Linked DNA regions of Homo sapiens: region 2 is linked to region 1. Evidence: read pairs that join two places in POLR2A ChIA-PET (ENCODE). Cell type or tissue: GM12878. All regions are shown on one strand. Links, peaks and the distances in the headings refer to the core of each region. The heading gives the core; the rest is flanking DNA.

Region 1 (7,949 bases), core at 2,395-4,894:
AAAGCAGATGTGCCCACTGCCCATTATAAAATATTCTGCTCCCCGGCTGGGCACGGCAGCTCAGGCCTGTAATCCCAGCACTTTGGGAGGCCAAGGCAGATAGATTGCTCCAGGAGTTGAGACCAGCCTGGGCAACATGGCAAAACCCTGTCTCTACTAAAAATACTAAAATTAGCTGGGTGTGGTGGTACATGCCTGTTAATCCCAGCTACTCAGGAGGCTGAGGCACGAGAATCACTTGAACCTGGGAGGCAGAGGTTGCAGTGAGCCCAGATGGCGCCACTGCACTTCAGCCCGCGTGACAGAGCGAGACACTCTCAAAAATAAATAAATAAATAAATAAAAATAAAATATTCCACACAACCCCTAAGGAGCCCTAAGCTCAGGGCTCCTTTTCAGGAGGTTTTCACTGCACACAACTTTATATGGTACATTAGACTCTTCTCAGAAACAGGGAGGCAGTGTAGCCTGGCAATTAATAGTACAGACTCTGAGAGGGAGCCTGCATAAGCTCAAATCTCAGCTCTACCACTGCTGGGCATGTGGCCTGGAACAAGCCACTTAACATCGCTTCCCTGCAGAAGGTGATCTGAGAGTAAACACTCTAAAGAAAGGGTAAAGCCGGGCCGGGCACGGTGGCTCACACCTATAATCCCAGCACTTTGGGAGGCTGAGGCCAGGAAGGATTGAGGCCAGGAGTTCGAGACTAGTCTGGACAACATAGTGAAACCCTGTTTCTACAAAAAAAAAATACAAAAATTAGCCAGGCATGCTGATGTGCACTTGTAATCTCAGCTACTCGGGAGGCTGAGATGGGAGGATCAGTTGATCCTAGGAGGCCGAGGCTGCAGTGAGTCATGATTGCACCACTGCACTTCAGGCTGGGCAACAGAACAAGACCCTGTCTCAAAAATAAATAAATAAAACATGAAAGAAAGAAAAGATGGGATGAAAACCATTTGGCACTTGTTCTATTAAAGATTAACACAGCCAGGCTTAGTGGCTCACATCTGTAATCCTAGCACTTTGCGAGGCCAACACAGAAGGATTGCTTTAGCTCAGGAGTTTGAGACCAGCCTGGGCAACATAGTGAGACCTCATCTCTACAAAAAAATAAAAATAAAAATAAAAAATTAGCCAGGCATGTTAGCACATGCCTGTGGTTCCAGCTACTTAGGAGGCTAAGAGGAGAGGATCACTGACACCCATGATTTCAAGGCCCATGATTTCAAGGCTGCGGTGAGCCTGGGTGACAGAGCAAGATTCTGTCTCAAAAAAAAAAAAAAAAAAAGAATACATGACTACCCTACGAACCAAAAATTGTACTCCTAGGCAGATACCCAACAGAAACACAGCCCTATGTGTGCCAAAGAAACATGGACTAGAATGTCCAAGGCAGTGCTAGTCACGATAGCCAGACTGGAAACTACCCAAATGCTCATCAACAGTAGATGAAAAACAATTATTTCCACAGGAGAGACGTTGATGAAACAATGAGAATGATTATCTAAACTACATACGACCACGTGATTGAATCCTGCAAATGTCTTGTGGGGTGGGAGAAGCTGAGTGCAAAGCATCTATGGTAGGACTCCATTCACAGATACAGAAGCAGGCATGCATGTCGGCCGTTAGAGGTCAGCTTTGGAGACAGCGAGTGACTGGAAGGGAAGTTTCTGGGAGCTGAGTGTGCTCTGTGTCTTGAACCGGGTGTGAATGTTAATGATGTACTTTTCTGTATGTAAATTATTTTCCAACAAAAATTTAAAAAGTGGAAGGCAATGGTTGGAATGGATTTAATTCAAGATAATGGGAGTGGGTTCTTTGGAGCCTGAAAGGATTGTTTCAGAAAATTCCACAGGCTCCTGTTCTCTTACAAGGCCAACAGTGCTGGAGCAGAGAGCATTTAGATGCCTTCCAGGAAGTGCTGTCCGTAATGGGACTAAGAGGAACGGGTTTAATAACCTTCCTATGCTGGCCGTACTTTGTGGTTTTCAAAGCACTTATCTGATCTGCATTTACTGAGTGTGAAAAAATTGTTATTTTAGTGGTTGGCACTTCTAAAGAAGGGTGCCCATTTAGGAAGTAAATTTCCCTTTCCTCTCCCCTCCCCTCCCCTCCCCTCCTCTCCTCTCCTCTCCTTCTTCTCTTATTTCTCTCTCTCTCTCCCCCCCCCACCTCTTTTATCTCTCTCTCTCTCTCTTTCTCCCTACCTCTTTCTTTCTCTCTTTCTCTTTCTTTTTTTTCCTTCAGGGCTTCACTCTGTCACCCACTCTGTCTGCTGGAGTGCAGTGGCATGATCACAGCTCACTGCAGCCTCAACCTCCCCAGGTTCTGGTGATCCTCCTACCTCAGCCTCCCTAGTACCTGTGACTGCAGGTGCATGCCACCATGCCTAGCTAAGTTTTGTACTTTTTGTAGAGAAGGTGTTTCACCATGTTGCTCAGGCTGGTCTTGAACTCCTAGGCTCAAATGATTCACCTGCCTTGGCATCCCAAAGTGCTGGGATTACAGGCATGAACCACTGTGGTTGGCCTGGATCATCTAGTTGCTCAACAGAAATGCAAAAAAAAATTTGAGTGAGGCTGGATGTAATCTCCAAGGATTCGCAGAAATCTTGGGGCACAGGGATATCAGTTTTCCATTGACAAGGGATCTGAGGTCCCTGCCAGTTTCATTTAAATTTCAAGAATAGGCCGGGAGCGGTGGCTCACGCATGTAATCCCAGGACTTTGGGAGGCCAAGGCAGGTGGATCGTGGATCACTTGAGGTTAGGTGTTAGAGACCAGCCTGGCCAGCATGGTGAAACCCCGTCTCTAATAAAAATACAAAAATTAGCGGGGCATGGTGGCACATGCCTGTGATCCCAGCTAGTCGGGAGGTTGAGGCATGAGTCTCACTTGAACCTGGGAGGCAGAGGTTGCAGTGAGCTGAGAGCACGCCACTGCACTCTAGCCTGGGTGACAGAGTGAGACTCTGTCTCAAAAAATTTTTTTTTTTTTCAAAGAACAGCATGACTGCAGCAGGCTTACACCTGGGTATGGGGAGATGGGGAGGAAGGCTTTGTGATCCCGATTACACAGGATAAATCAATCCCAGAGAGGTTAAGAAACGTGTCCGAGATTACATAGTGAGTGTGGCCCCGTGGGATTTGAACCACTGGGCATAGAACACCTGGAGAGGATTTGGACCCTGAAAGTCCTGCTCCTGCCGCCAGGTTTCCAGGCTGGCCTGACTCCTGCCCTCCTCCAGGCTGGGAAAGTCCACACAGCCCACTTTTTCATCTGTGAGCTGCCTGGAGCCTTCTGATGAATCAACTTCTCTGGCCTTGATAAGTCAGGGCAGGTTTCTGAGCTTGTCCTTGAAGCACCCATCTCACAGATGTGATGAGGCCTACCCTGTGTCCAGCCTTAGCCTGGTCCTGGACATGCGGACCCAGCCCCTCTCCTAGAGGAGCTCACAGTCAGGAGTGGAAGCAGGGGGCAGCTGTCTTCAGAAGGGGATGTGCACAGGCTGCCCGTTGCACAGTGCTGATGCTGGGCTTGCCCAGTGACCACCGCCCTCAAGGAGCTGGGGCTGGAGTAGTAGAGGATGGGGGAGGAAGAAAATGTCCCTAATTTGCAATGACAGGCTTCTAATCTATAAATAGCTTTCGGAAATAGAGCAGAGAGAGAGAAAGAGAAGTCATTTGCAGGCTTACATTCAATTCAACAGCAGCCTTTTTCTTCCTTCTGAGACAAGCTATTTGAGTCTATTCAAACTGAAAAAAACAAAAACCACTTTGAATGACCAAATAATCTATTCAGCCATCTTGATGCCTCTCCCAGCTGGGAATTCACATTTTAGGCAGCCTTTGTCCCAGGGGTGGGTGAAGGCAGGTGAGTTCTGAGTGTGGAGGTGGAACAGTGAATACCCAGGCCCCTTTCCACCCCTCTCTCCAAGAAGTGTACCTGCAAACTCCTCAGCACCAGCCGCCACCATGGGAGAAATTCATTAGCAGATCTGGTTTTGCATAATTTAGTAGCTAGCATTCACAAATTAAGTCTGCTGGCTCCCCTCGTGGTAATGGCCTTTAGAGAGATGTGAGAAAACACAGGCTTGTAATCCCAGCAGTTTTCTGGAGCTGATAATTAATAACAACAATAAACTGCTAATAAGACACATCAGTTTTTCCTTCCACTCATGTCTTCTTGCTTGTTCCTCACCACTGCAGAAGAGGAAAGCAGATCTGATGTCCTCCATCTGATAGGCAAGGGAACTGAGATCTGGGGAGGTGTTCCCAGCTGGGGAGGAGGCTGTTCTGGAATCTGCCTCTTCAGCCGGCCTGGGGAGGGTCCTGGTGCCCTCTGAGCTCAGGGCCATGGCCCACTCAGGAGGCCACTGGGGGACCATGGGAGAAGCAGGGCTCGGGAGCACTAAGCCTCTACCCACAGTCTGCATAGCAGGAACCTCAGTCCTTGCTGGAGTCCTTGGCAGAGCAAGTCCTTCGATTAGCAACACCATCAACAGCTGCAATAATCCAAAGCTAATCTTTGTCAAGTCCTTTCAGCCACCAAACACTCTTTCTGCATGCACCATCTCATCAATAACACACAGTTGCCCATGAAGAAGGTACCTATCACCTTTTTGCTTTGTTTTGTTTTGTTTTGAGACAGTGTCTTGCTCTGTCACCCAGGCTGGAGCGCAGTGCTGCAATCAAGGCTCACTGCAGCCTCAAACTCCTGGGTTCAAGCGATTCTTGCACCGCAACCTCCTGAGTAGCTGGGACTACAAGCGGCACCACATGCCCAACTAATTATTTTTTGTATTTTTGTGGAGATGGAATCTCACTATGTTGCCAGGCTTGTCTCAAACTCTTGGCCTCAAGCAATCCTCCTTCCTCTGCTCCCCAGAGCACTGGGATTATAGTCGTGAGCCACTGAGCTGGCCAAATATCACTTCAATTCACTGGTGAGGAAATGAAGGCTCAGAGAGGCTCCAACAGACCCCAGTTGGAGTGGCTTCCTGGTCCCCAGAGCGTCTCCTTCTCTGGGATCGATCTGGATGCAGGTAAGCCTGGCGGGTCTGCTTCTGACATATGGCCTTGTCCCCTTGCCAAAGCTGATTGGGCCAGGAATGGGCTACTGGTCTCTGTTTGGCCAACCACAGCCTCTGTCTGGGATGCGTTAGGCTGGTGCTAAGGCAAGGGAGGCAATATCCCTCTGGCGATGGCTGGAGCCATGGCAGCCCTGCTCTTCCCCTGCACAGGAGGCCAGGCAGCAGCAGGAAGGCAGCTTCAGAGATGGGGAGCGCAGGGACAGGCAGCATCCTGTGGTGTTTGAGTCCTTTATTCCAGTTGTCCCTGAGGCACCCCAGTGGTGACCAGCCCCGGTATCCTCTGAATAAGCCCCCTTTACTTGAGTTGGTTGGATTCAGGTCTCTGTCTCTTGAAACCATGAGTTGTAACCTAGGACCTTGGCTGGGGTCCCTGGGAAGCATGACGTGGCAGGGACTGGAGTCTTGTCCCCTCTCCACCAAGGCTTCCAGGGCCTCCCGGGACTCTCCTCCTTGTGGGTCTCTGCAGGGATTGCGGCAGCCAGGGAAGGCCCCTGGTTCTCAATGCCCGCTGCAGAGGAGCCCCAGTGAAGGGCAAATAGTACTGAGACTACACCCTCTCTGAACCCCCAAATCACAGCACCAGTGTGGCACAGGGCTTATTCATGCCACCCCTGTGTTCTGGGCAGGACTGCCCGAGCCAGCCATGTGGGGCCTTGATTTTTTGAGGGAGAGGAGTCCATGGTCACCTTGTGGTTGGCGGGGTTCGAGAGGCAAAGGTGTCCATGAAGTGGCCCCTGGCCTTTGCCCTGGGCAGGACTTGGAATCCCTGGAGGCTCTCACTCCAGGAATCAGGGTGGAGACATCCCCTGCCTTCTCCCCACTCACCCTGAGGGCCTCCCTAAGTGATCAGGAATCCAAAGTGTGCTTTCCATGATTTGTGTCTCCTCTCCATCCCCCAAATCCCTTGCAGAAAGGTTACAGGCTCCCACTGCGCCAAAGAATCCCCCAGCCCAGTGCATGGGCAGCTGCGCATGCAGGGCTATGGTTGGAGACCACGGCTCTGCCCACTGCTAGCCTTAGGACCTTTAGGCGCGTTCTTCAACCTCTGCATGTTTGAGGCTTCTAAATCCATCACAAAAAAAGACGACAGTAATAGCGAGTAACTGCCTTATGGAATGATTGTTAGGACTCAAAGACATATTACAAGTCAATTGCAGCACTCAGTGAGCTCAGTAAATGCTGGTTAGAGGCAGCAGGCCAACAGAGGGAAAGGGATTCGCCCAAGGTCCCACTGTAAGTCAGGACTCAGCTGGGACCAGAAGCCAGACCTCCTGGCCACTGGTTGATCTCCTCTAAAGACCCAGAAAGCACCGCACTCTCTCCCCCACGCCCACCCCAGCACCCACTCGAGCTGCCAAAGACTCGCAGAGGCATGTGGGATGCCCAGAACCAGGGCTTTATGTTTGGCAGCTGCCTTAGGAAGGGAATGCGCTGGGGAAGGGGCAATGGGTTTCTGTGGATTGGAATTTATAAAGTGACAGTTGGTTCTGGTGATTCAGGCAGTGATTTGTGATTTATTGACACATCAGAAAAAGCTGTCAACCCACCCCAGTCAGCTCCTTCTCTGGAAGGCACCACCAGCTGGGAGCCCCCACCCTCACTCCACCCCTAAACCAGCCCTTTGGAAGTGGGATGTGGGTGGCAGCCTCCCTCCCTCCCCCAGCAGGTGGGGGTATTGACCTTGCTGCCCACAGATGACCAAGGGACAGGGTGGATGTTATTTGGTGAGGGGTGTGCACCGTGAACTCTTTCCTTCCCTATGAACATTTCAGTGAGGTTGACGTTACTTGCTTAAGGGTGTACGTGCAAGCTCATTTCCGTGAGTGGGGTGGCGGGGCACTTGGGCAGGTCTGTGTGTCGAGTCCTGGGCTGTTCGGGAGAACAAGGAGCTGGCTTCTAGGATGCGGGGCTGAAGATGTAGGATGGAGAGGCCCCAGCTGCCATCTGGAGGATGTGGCTGATGGGAAGGGAAACCTCTCCTTTTCCTCTTCTGCCTCCAAGACCTCTTCAATTTTTGTTCAAATCAAGACCATTGGTTATCTTTACAATAATGGTTTTAAAAATCAATAAAGAAAATGTATCAGCAACTGAGAAGAGGTCTTGAAGGCAAAATAACTGGATGAAGGAGGAGCAGATGACAAAGGGGGAAAGAGTCCTAGAGGACGGCCAGGTCCCAGGAGAAGGCCAGGAGCGGGCTCTGACATGTGGAGAGCTTAGGCCGCAACTACGAGGACAGCCTGGGAGTTGTGCCTTCTGTCCACAGGCCAAGGTCTCTGTGGTTCACAAAGTCTTACATGTGGCTGAACCACATACACACCTGCAAGGAGGGTGGAACAAATATCACCATACTCCTAGGTCACAGGCGAGAAAACCAAGGCGTGAAGATGCCATGACTTTCCCAAACTCACATAGGCGAGTCACGGCAGGGCCTTGATGGACCCCCAGTAGCCCATCTGGCACCTTCGGGGAAACCCAGCCCTGCAGGTAGGTGCACAGCTGGCAGGTGAACCCTGCGAGACAGACGTGGGGCACAAGGCACACAACTGCACCCAACAGCCCTGGCTTGGGCTCGAACCGAGGTCTCTGAACTTCAAAGGCCCAGCTCCTTCTGCCCTGCTAGAGCAGTCCCATGAACGATGAAGGAGGATGAGGAAGGGCCTGGAACTCCATGATGGGCAGGCCCCTGGAGCATGCACTGCACTATTTGATTTTCTCCTGTCTGGTCCTGGGCCAGGCTTTTCTCTGGGTGGAGGTCATCGAGGCACATGCTGAGAACTGCCATGGGTAGGAGTGGCCCGCACTGTGTGCCTCTCCTCGACATGTGACCAGCTGATGCCCAGAGCTTGGTAGAG
Region 2 (7,949 bases), core at 3,126-5,625, 1.1 Mb after region 1:
TACAGGCCGGAGCCTCCAGACTAAGCCCAACTTTGCACCAGGCATTACCTGGATGATGTATGACAATGACAGGCCTTTGGATGAAGTACTGATGGAGGAGAAACTCAGGGTCACCAACAAGGCCACAGTGAAGGTAAGGATGTTCATGAGGACATCCATTCTCAGCGCAAACCACCTGAGAGCACAGTTAAAGTAGAGGAGGTGACTGGAGTTTTCGTCGTTTAGCGTCTTAAACCTACAGTCAAGAAAATCAGAAAAAGCAGGAGATCAGGTTGTGCTGTAGACTTAAGGTTAGGGTGACTGGAGAAATGAGGCCAAGGAATTTTTAATCAAGGGAACACACTCTCACATAGCAAACTCTTACAAAAATGAACATATATTCATGCTCTTAAAAATCTGCCACTCTAGACATCTTTGATTTGCACATATTTTGGGAAATCTCATGTGGCAATAGAGTAGGGTGCTAAGTGGCTCTTTCTGTCTTTCCCAGAACTGGCAGCTAGAATCTACAGCTGAGAAGAAGAGGTGCCGAGTGCTTCACATTCTGACTCCAAAGGATCCCTATCGTGGAGTCAGTCACCCTCAAAGGCTTTGTGGAATTGACAATTGGCCCCCTTGATCTATAGAAAGGGTGGGGGTGGGTTGTGGAGGAGGTCACCTTTAGGGAAATCAATGTTTGTGACTGTAGAGGAGGGAAGGGAGGGTGCATGTTAGGTTTCCCTCCCTGAATCAGAGAAAGAAGATTGAAGACAATTGCTTATAAAGCTGGGAGCTTCTTCAAGGACAGGAAGCTGACACCTTGCATCCCTGCTGCACGTCCACGGAGCCAAAGGGCTTGGAGAGGGGGGAAGAAGCACAGAGCGGAGTGACAGGGAGATGACACAGCCAGGGGATGGGGGCAAGACCCACCCCCTGGAGTTCCGCATTCCCCAGATGTATGCAAGGTGGATCCCATCAGCTCCACAGTTCCTAGGGCTGAGATAGCAGAAGGAAGATGACCTTGGAGGCTGCAGTCTTGATGTGACGGTCCCTGGCATGAAGCAAAGGGGCCTCCACATCAGAGGAGTGCAGTGTGAGGGCTGCCAGGCAGAACTCACAGGAAGACCCAGCAACTCCTACCGATGCAGCAATGCTGGCAGAACTCCTGGGGTTCTGGCCCTACTGGGGCCTCCAAGCTGCTGTCCCACATCTGCACAGTGCATTGCAGCAGCAGGAAAGGATAGCAGAAAGGAGAGAATGGCCCAGAGGTGCCAGTCACCCAAGGATGTGTTCTTCCTGCTGTCCCCTCCCCAGTTCCCCCACATGGGCATCAGAGAGCCAGGCCTGGAGAAAAGGAAGAGGGTGTTTAAAAGCACAGAGCAGGTGCTTCTCAATTGCAAGCCTGCCCCACCTGACACACACACACACACACACACACACACACACACACACACACACACACAGCATAGCCTTGCCACACCAAGCCTCTGGGGGAAAGAGACCTGTGGCTTGAATATATTCAAGATTGAAATTTTCACCGCACTGAGCTGACCATTAACCAAAAGAGACATCAGATTCAATTGCCACTGTGGCTTCCCTGATCTAGTGGGGAAGGGCTTCATGAGAACAGCTGGTAGAAACTACTGGGGGAAAAATGAAAACCCTTCCACGCTTAAAGCCCTAAGGAGGTACAATTCCTCCCCTGGCATAGCTGTGAATGGCCTCAGGCACTGCTGCTCCATGCTGTCCTGGAAGGCCTCCCAGAGTTCTGCCTGGAAGCCCCTCTGACCAGCCGCCCTGGGCTCTGCTGCCCTCTCCTCCTCTCTGTTTCAACTCTAACTTATTTTCCCCAGAGCTTAGTCAAAATATTCTTCAAAACACAGTGCTGTTTCTATCATGTAGCTATACAGCATACAAATTCAACTGACAGCCTCCATGACCTGGAAGTCACCTGTGGTCTTATCCGTGTGGTTGGTTAGATTGCATAGAAACAAAATCACTAGCTGGGATCAAATTGGAATTTGACCTCTAATCTTTTTACATTTTTTAAGCTGTAGCATTTTTGTCTGGTGGCAAATGCAATACACGTCAGAAACCCAAGCCCTTTGGAAAGAAACTATTAAAAGAAGGGAACCCCCATCAGTCATTCTTGGCTCCCTATAGGATTCTCTCAGAAATCTTGGAGTAGAAGCTGTGGGAAGACAAAGTTTGCATGTGTGTTTGTTGTGGGTGAGTAGACTAATGGCTCCATGGGCTTTCCTCATGGCCAGGACTTTGGAAGTGTCTATGTGTGAGGCAGGACTCTTGACAAACGATGTTCAGGTCAAACTAGGGTCCGGACTAGGTGCTGACTGAACTAAAGACAAGGTGTGATGTCAAGTCTACTCTGAGATCCTGGGTGGTAAAATGGAGGGGGCGTGAGAGAGAGAATTAGAGGCAATTCTAAATTTAATGCAATTCCAGGCTGGTTGCAGTGGCTCACTATAATCCCCGCACTCTTGGAGGCCAAGGCAGGTGGATCACTTGAGGTCAGGAGTTTGAGACCAGCCTGGCCAACATGGTGAAATGCTGTCTCTACTAAAAATACAAAAATTAGCTGGGCCCCAGTTACTTGGGAGGCTGAGGCAAGAGAATCGCTTGAACCCAGGAGATAGAAGTTGCAATGAGCCGAGATGATGCCATTGCACTCCAGCCTGGGTGACAGAGCAAGACTCTGTCTCAAAAAATAAAAATAAAAATAAATAAATTTAATGCAATTCCAAACTTAGAATGCATTCGATGCACCCTTTAGAACTGCATCTAATTCTTTCTCTCTGAAGGGTGTGTTGGCATTTTAAGGAAGGAAAAGACAGAAAGTGGGAAAGGCTGCTATGGATTCACCAAACTCCATTTTCTTTTCCTCCTTTGGACACAGCTGGACTACATTTCCCAGCCTCCCTTGCGTTAGGTGAGCCCATGTGACTCCAATGTGGCCAAGGAATGTGCAGAAATCTTGGGACACTTCGCTAGGGTTGGACCATAAAATCCCCCTGGGTCCTCCTTCCTGGCCTCTCGCCTTGTCTTCCGGCCTAACACAGAAGATCCGAGAGAATACCTCAGGGCCTTGGGACAGAAGAGCCCCAGATAGAAACAGACTATGCCTGAGTGTGGAGTACAATCACCTACTGTTGCCCCATGGACCTTCACTAAATTGTGACATCAGGAAAAATAAAAATTTATTGCATGATCTCCCTAAGATTTGGGCTTATTGTTACTGCAGTGAGCCTACTGTGATTTATCCTTTTTCTTTTTTTTTTTTTTTGAGACAGAGTCTCACTCTGTTGCCCAGGCTAGAGAGCAGTAGCACAATCTCAGCTCACTGTAACCTCTGCCTCCCAGGTTCAAGTGATTCTCCTGCCTCAGCCTCCCAAGTAGCTGACATTACAGGTGCCCACCACCACACCCAGCTAATTTTTGTATTTTTAGTAGAGATGGGGTTTCGTCATGTTGGCCAGGCTGGTCTCAAACTCCTGACCTCACATGATCCACCCACCTCGGCCTTCCAAAGTGCTGGAATTACAGGCGTGAGCCACCGCGCCCAGTCTGATTTATACATTTTATGTCATATTTTAGAAGTTTGAAGCTGGAAGATGCCAGAGAGATTTACTAATGTAGTCCCCATATTTTAAAAAGAAGAAAATGCTAAGTGAAATGAAAGGTGGCCTTTAGAAATTATTTTTACAAGACTCGTGTAATAACATGAAACAGGCTATTTCAAACTGTTAAATAAATTTAAGAAATGATTATAAATAAGAAGAAAAAGAAGACGCCATGAATAGAAAAAAAGAACAAAAAATGGAAGGAAACATGAAAAAATTAATAGGTTTGGGTTTGGGGAGGGGCTGTAAGTGATTTTTTTCTTCTTTTTTCTTCTTTTCCCTATCTTCCTGAATCAAACACATTTTTACTTTTAGAATGAAAAATAGAACAAATGAGGTTGTCATTGAACAAGCTCCCCTCATTCACATCTTCTGGGGCCCAAGATGCTGGAAGAGAGGCTGTGAGGCCAAGTGTCTTCAAGGACTCCTCCTGATTCTTCCAGCTCTTTGTCTGTGATCAGTCCCCAGCAGCCCAGACTTCCCTCCTCCTGTGCACTCCCCATCGGAGTCAGGCATGAAGCATGGGGGCCTGGGGCAGGGCCCCACATGGGACTCACTAGGTGATGCAGCTCTCCTTCTTGCCATAGGCGTGAATGATGCCCAGGCCCTGCATGGAGGAGGTGATGTGGGTGAACCAGGGTGACCGGCTGACATTCTCCACCTTCTTGAGCTCCTGGACTCCTCTGTGGAAAATGCTGGAAGAAAATTGAAAGGGGCCAGGTGGGCCACAAAGTGAGGTCTCATCAGGCTTGCCCTCACACATACAGAGCCAACTAGGCACTCAGCACAGTGCTTAAGTCAGAGACGGTGCCATCTAACTGGGGATGAAGAGCAGCCTGCCATTCTGCAGTGGTGCCTGCCCCAGGTGTGGGAATGGCGGAGGCGTGAGAACCATGAGTCAGCGGCACCTTCGTTTGGCCACGGTGCTGTGTTTCTCATATCAGGAAAGTCTCGCTCCACAAGGCGTGATTCTAGTCTTCTAAAACCAAAATTTCTCATACAGCACAGCCCCTAAGTATCAGCCAACCACTTTTTGGTGCCCAGCCAGAGAAAAAGTGATCTGATCTAACTCTGGAAGAAAACCCGGTGTGTCAACTGCCAACATGTGGCCTTCTAAAGGCATTTTCAAAGGTAATTTTGAATGAACGTCATTATAGCTGACTTTAAAACCAAACACCCACGGGATGCAGCTCCCCTTTATGTGGAAGCTCCAGGAGCCCTGGTGAGCAGGAGACCAGGGACCTCGGGTGTTTACAGCAGCTGGCTGGCCCCCGAGAGAGAAGACAATCAAACCTCCAGACTCTCAGCCAAAACAAACCCAGGGCAGTGAGGAGGGAAGTCTCATTAGTGCAGAGCTAAAGTGAGTTGTTTGGAAACACTTGGATAATTCAAGCAGGACGAGCTCTGGTCTGTCTAGTCTTTATAGCTAGAGGGGTGGGTACAGAGCAGGGAAAGAGCTTTTACTAAGTAAATCAACTGCATAAACAGGAGGACAGACAAGAGCAATGATCAAATACAGGAATGACAAAAAGGAACATGAGCCCAAAGAATCCACTGTAAGCATGACATCCAGGACTTGCTTTTATCCTGTAAATGACTCTCAGAAATTATTTGTATTTGGTCATCACAATAAACCCTTGAGTTTGGAGACTCAGACCATTTCATTTGGAGACAGGAGAAGAGGGTCTGGAGGCAGGGAACCTAAGGCCAATTCACGCTGACTTCCTAGAACTAAATCAAAATGAAAACCCCAACTTTCCCCGCCTAGGTAACAAAAGGCTCAAAGGCTACTCTCCTTGCACACCTGCCCCTTTTTCTGGATGACAGATGTACCTTTGATTAGTCCCCTCCCACAACCAATCAGGCTGGTGGCAGGCCAAGTCTTCATTTGTATAGGAGTAACTGTAACTTCACTTCAGCCTCTGATTAGTCGCTTTCTGCAACCAGTCAGACTGATCATGGGCCACTACTTCATTTGCATGGGGCGTACACCAAGTGGCCAATGGGAAACCTCTAGAGGGTATTTAAACCCCAGAAAATTCTGTAACTGAGCTTTGAGCCCCTATGCTCAGGCTTGCTCCCATCCTGTGGGAGTGTACTTTCATTTTTAATAAATCTCTGCTTTTGTTGCTTCTTTCTTTCCTTGCTTTGTGCGTTTTGTCCAATTCTTTGCTCAGGACATCAAGAACTTGGACACCCTTCAAGAACCTGGACACCCTAACAATTTCGCTTCCTCAGGGTCACCACGGGAACAGTGAAAGACAGCAGCAAGAGTCCAGCTCTCCCAGCTCTCTAGGGCACAGTGTCAGCTCCCAGAGCCACACCTGCCCCTGCACAGAGTCCAGCTCTCCTGCCCCAGTACATTCCCACACCCGCATTTGCCACTGTCCACGGACACCATCAGCCGACTTGTTGAACAGAACTGAAACATCCGAAACTAAACTCGTATTCTTATTCCCCAAACCGCTTCTCCTCCTGCACCACACGTATCTCTCTTCACATCGCTCTCCACCTTGAAATCATCCTTTGCCTCTCCCATCCCCCAACACCCAAAATTCCACCAGACGTGGGAAGTGAAACCCTGATGACACTACCTTGGAAATGGCTCTCAAATCCACACCTCTCTTCTGTTCCCACTGCTGCTGCCTACGTCTGGTCCTCATTAATTCTCTCACACAGACTGTAGATTTCAAGGGACTCCTGCTCTATAGTCTGCCCTGACCTTTCTGTAGCTCCATTCACCCTCCACACTGTGGCCACAGCAATTATTTCTAAAACTAGGATCTGAGCGTGAAAACCAACAAACCTGTGCACAGGTGAAAGCAAGTCTAGGGTTTGTGGGCTGAATATTTTATTTGGAGGATTCTCTTTCAGATCTACAATAACTAACCCACTGGCTGGGCACGTCTAGGAGCATAATCCTGTGCACAGGTGAAAGCAAGTTCAGGGTTTGTGGGCTAAATATTTTATAATTTGGGGGATTCTCTTTCAGATCTACAATAACTATCCCACTGGCTGGGCAGGTCTAGGATCATGATAAATGATTATTTTTAGTTATGATTTTTATGGAAACTCTTGCATAACAGCTTATTCCATTTTTAACCAACAAGCATTGGTTGTGTAGTCTCCCTGATCCTCACAAGCCCTCTGAAACAGGTGAGGCATATATTTCAATGATTACCATTAAGGAGAGAGGAAACTGAGGTTTGCAGCACCTCTCTGACTTCTCCAAGGTCCTTCAGCTAGTTGTGGCAGAGCTGGGGCTCTAATGCAAATTTCTCTGATTTGCAACCCTTTGCCCTCACCCAATACCCACCATGCTACCTGCTAGGAACCCCAGCTCACCCCAGGAACAGCAGGGAGCCGGGCAGGTCTCCTAGGAGGCTGGAATCATGGCTGTCCTCCTGCTTTCCCCCAGGGTGGGTGTGCACAGCTGCAGTGGGAACCCCCGCCCCGACACTGTGCAAAGCTGCCTAAGGCCTTTCTCTAAACACACCCATGGTTAGGGTGGCGGTTATTTCTCAAAGCTCAGAGCAGCAACGGTAGAGCCCCATGGTTAGGAACATAGCAGCAGAGAGGAGGCAATCATGGCTACTAGTTTCTTGGCCTGGGACCAGTGCCGTAATCTTTCAATAGTTTCCACCTCTCAGGGTTGCTCTGGGGCTAAAATGCCAGATGTATGCAAAGCACCTGGCATTTACTAAGTACAAAAAAAATCAATGGTAGACCATCAGTAAAGACAGCAAGCACTCCATGCTCAATATCACCTGATACCCAGTCAGTGTGTGTGTGTATCGTTTTCTCGTGTAAATAGCACATGGGCCTACCGTAACAGAATGAAGAAGCCTACAGCAAGGCTGGCCACGACTAAAAGGACAGCAGGAAACACAGCAGCCAAGATCACGAGAATAAACACCACCATAAAAAACTGCTGCAGAAAGTTCTCTGCGTGAAACGGCAGCCTCACATCCAGCTCGTCCATATCCTTGGAAAAACGGTTCATTAGCCTGCCAGTGGGAGTCGTGTCAAAGAAACTCATTGGGCTCTTTAAGATCTGTGGAGAATGGTAGAGAGTCAAACAGAGTCGAGATGCGTGCTTAGTAAACCCTGCTGCTCTGCTGGAGGTGAAATTGTGAGCACAGGGCCTGACCTTTTTTCCAGGGCACAACACAGTGTGTCAGGTGATCTTGGGAAAGGGAGGATGCACCCCATTCTTGCGGCCACCGTGAATGAGTGTGAATGTGGGGATTCAGTCTCTGTGTGGAAGTCCCGAGAGACCCCCTATAGGTCAGGCTTCCCCTTCAAATCTGGGATGCAGCCTGAGACGGGAGA

Evidence for each region. ChIA-PET counts read pairs that join two places held together with the same protein. Peaks named below come from ENCODE experiments on the same cell type or tissue, not always from the same donor. Only the 100,000 strongest peaks of a DNase experiment are listed, where the experiment ranks them.
Region 2: POLR2A ChIA-PET joins it to region 1 with 5 read pairs; 2 of 35 experiments call an interaction of 5 or more read pairs at or near these places.

The regions. Positions count from the first base shown.
Region 1 is chr16:47,043,620-47,051,568 of GRCh38, forward strand. No RefSeq gene overlaps it. Among named protein-coding and RNA genes, the nearest start is that of DNAJA2-DT, 74 kb to the left of the region's middle. RefSeq lists enhancers at 3,316-3,395, 3,406-3,455. In GM12878, for the core only: no CTCF peak of the experiment used is centred there; a DNase peak (open chromatin) is centred at 3,752; H3K4me3 peaks cover 264 bases; H3K27ac peaks cover 1,174 bases.
Region 2 is chr16:48,096,698-48,104,646 of GRCh38, forward strand. ABCC12 (ATP binding cassette subfamily C member 12) reads right to left here. Exons shown (of 31, transcript NM_001393797.1): 22 at 7,445-7,671; 23 at 4,175-4,312; 24 at 49-205. Among named protein-coding and RNA genes, the nearest start is that of ABCC12, 55 kb to the right of the region's middle. RefSeq lists an enhancer at 4,197-4,896. In GM12878, for the core only: no CTCF peak of the experiment used is centred there; a DNase peak (open chromatin) is centred at 4,594; H3K27ac peaks cover 856 bases.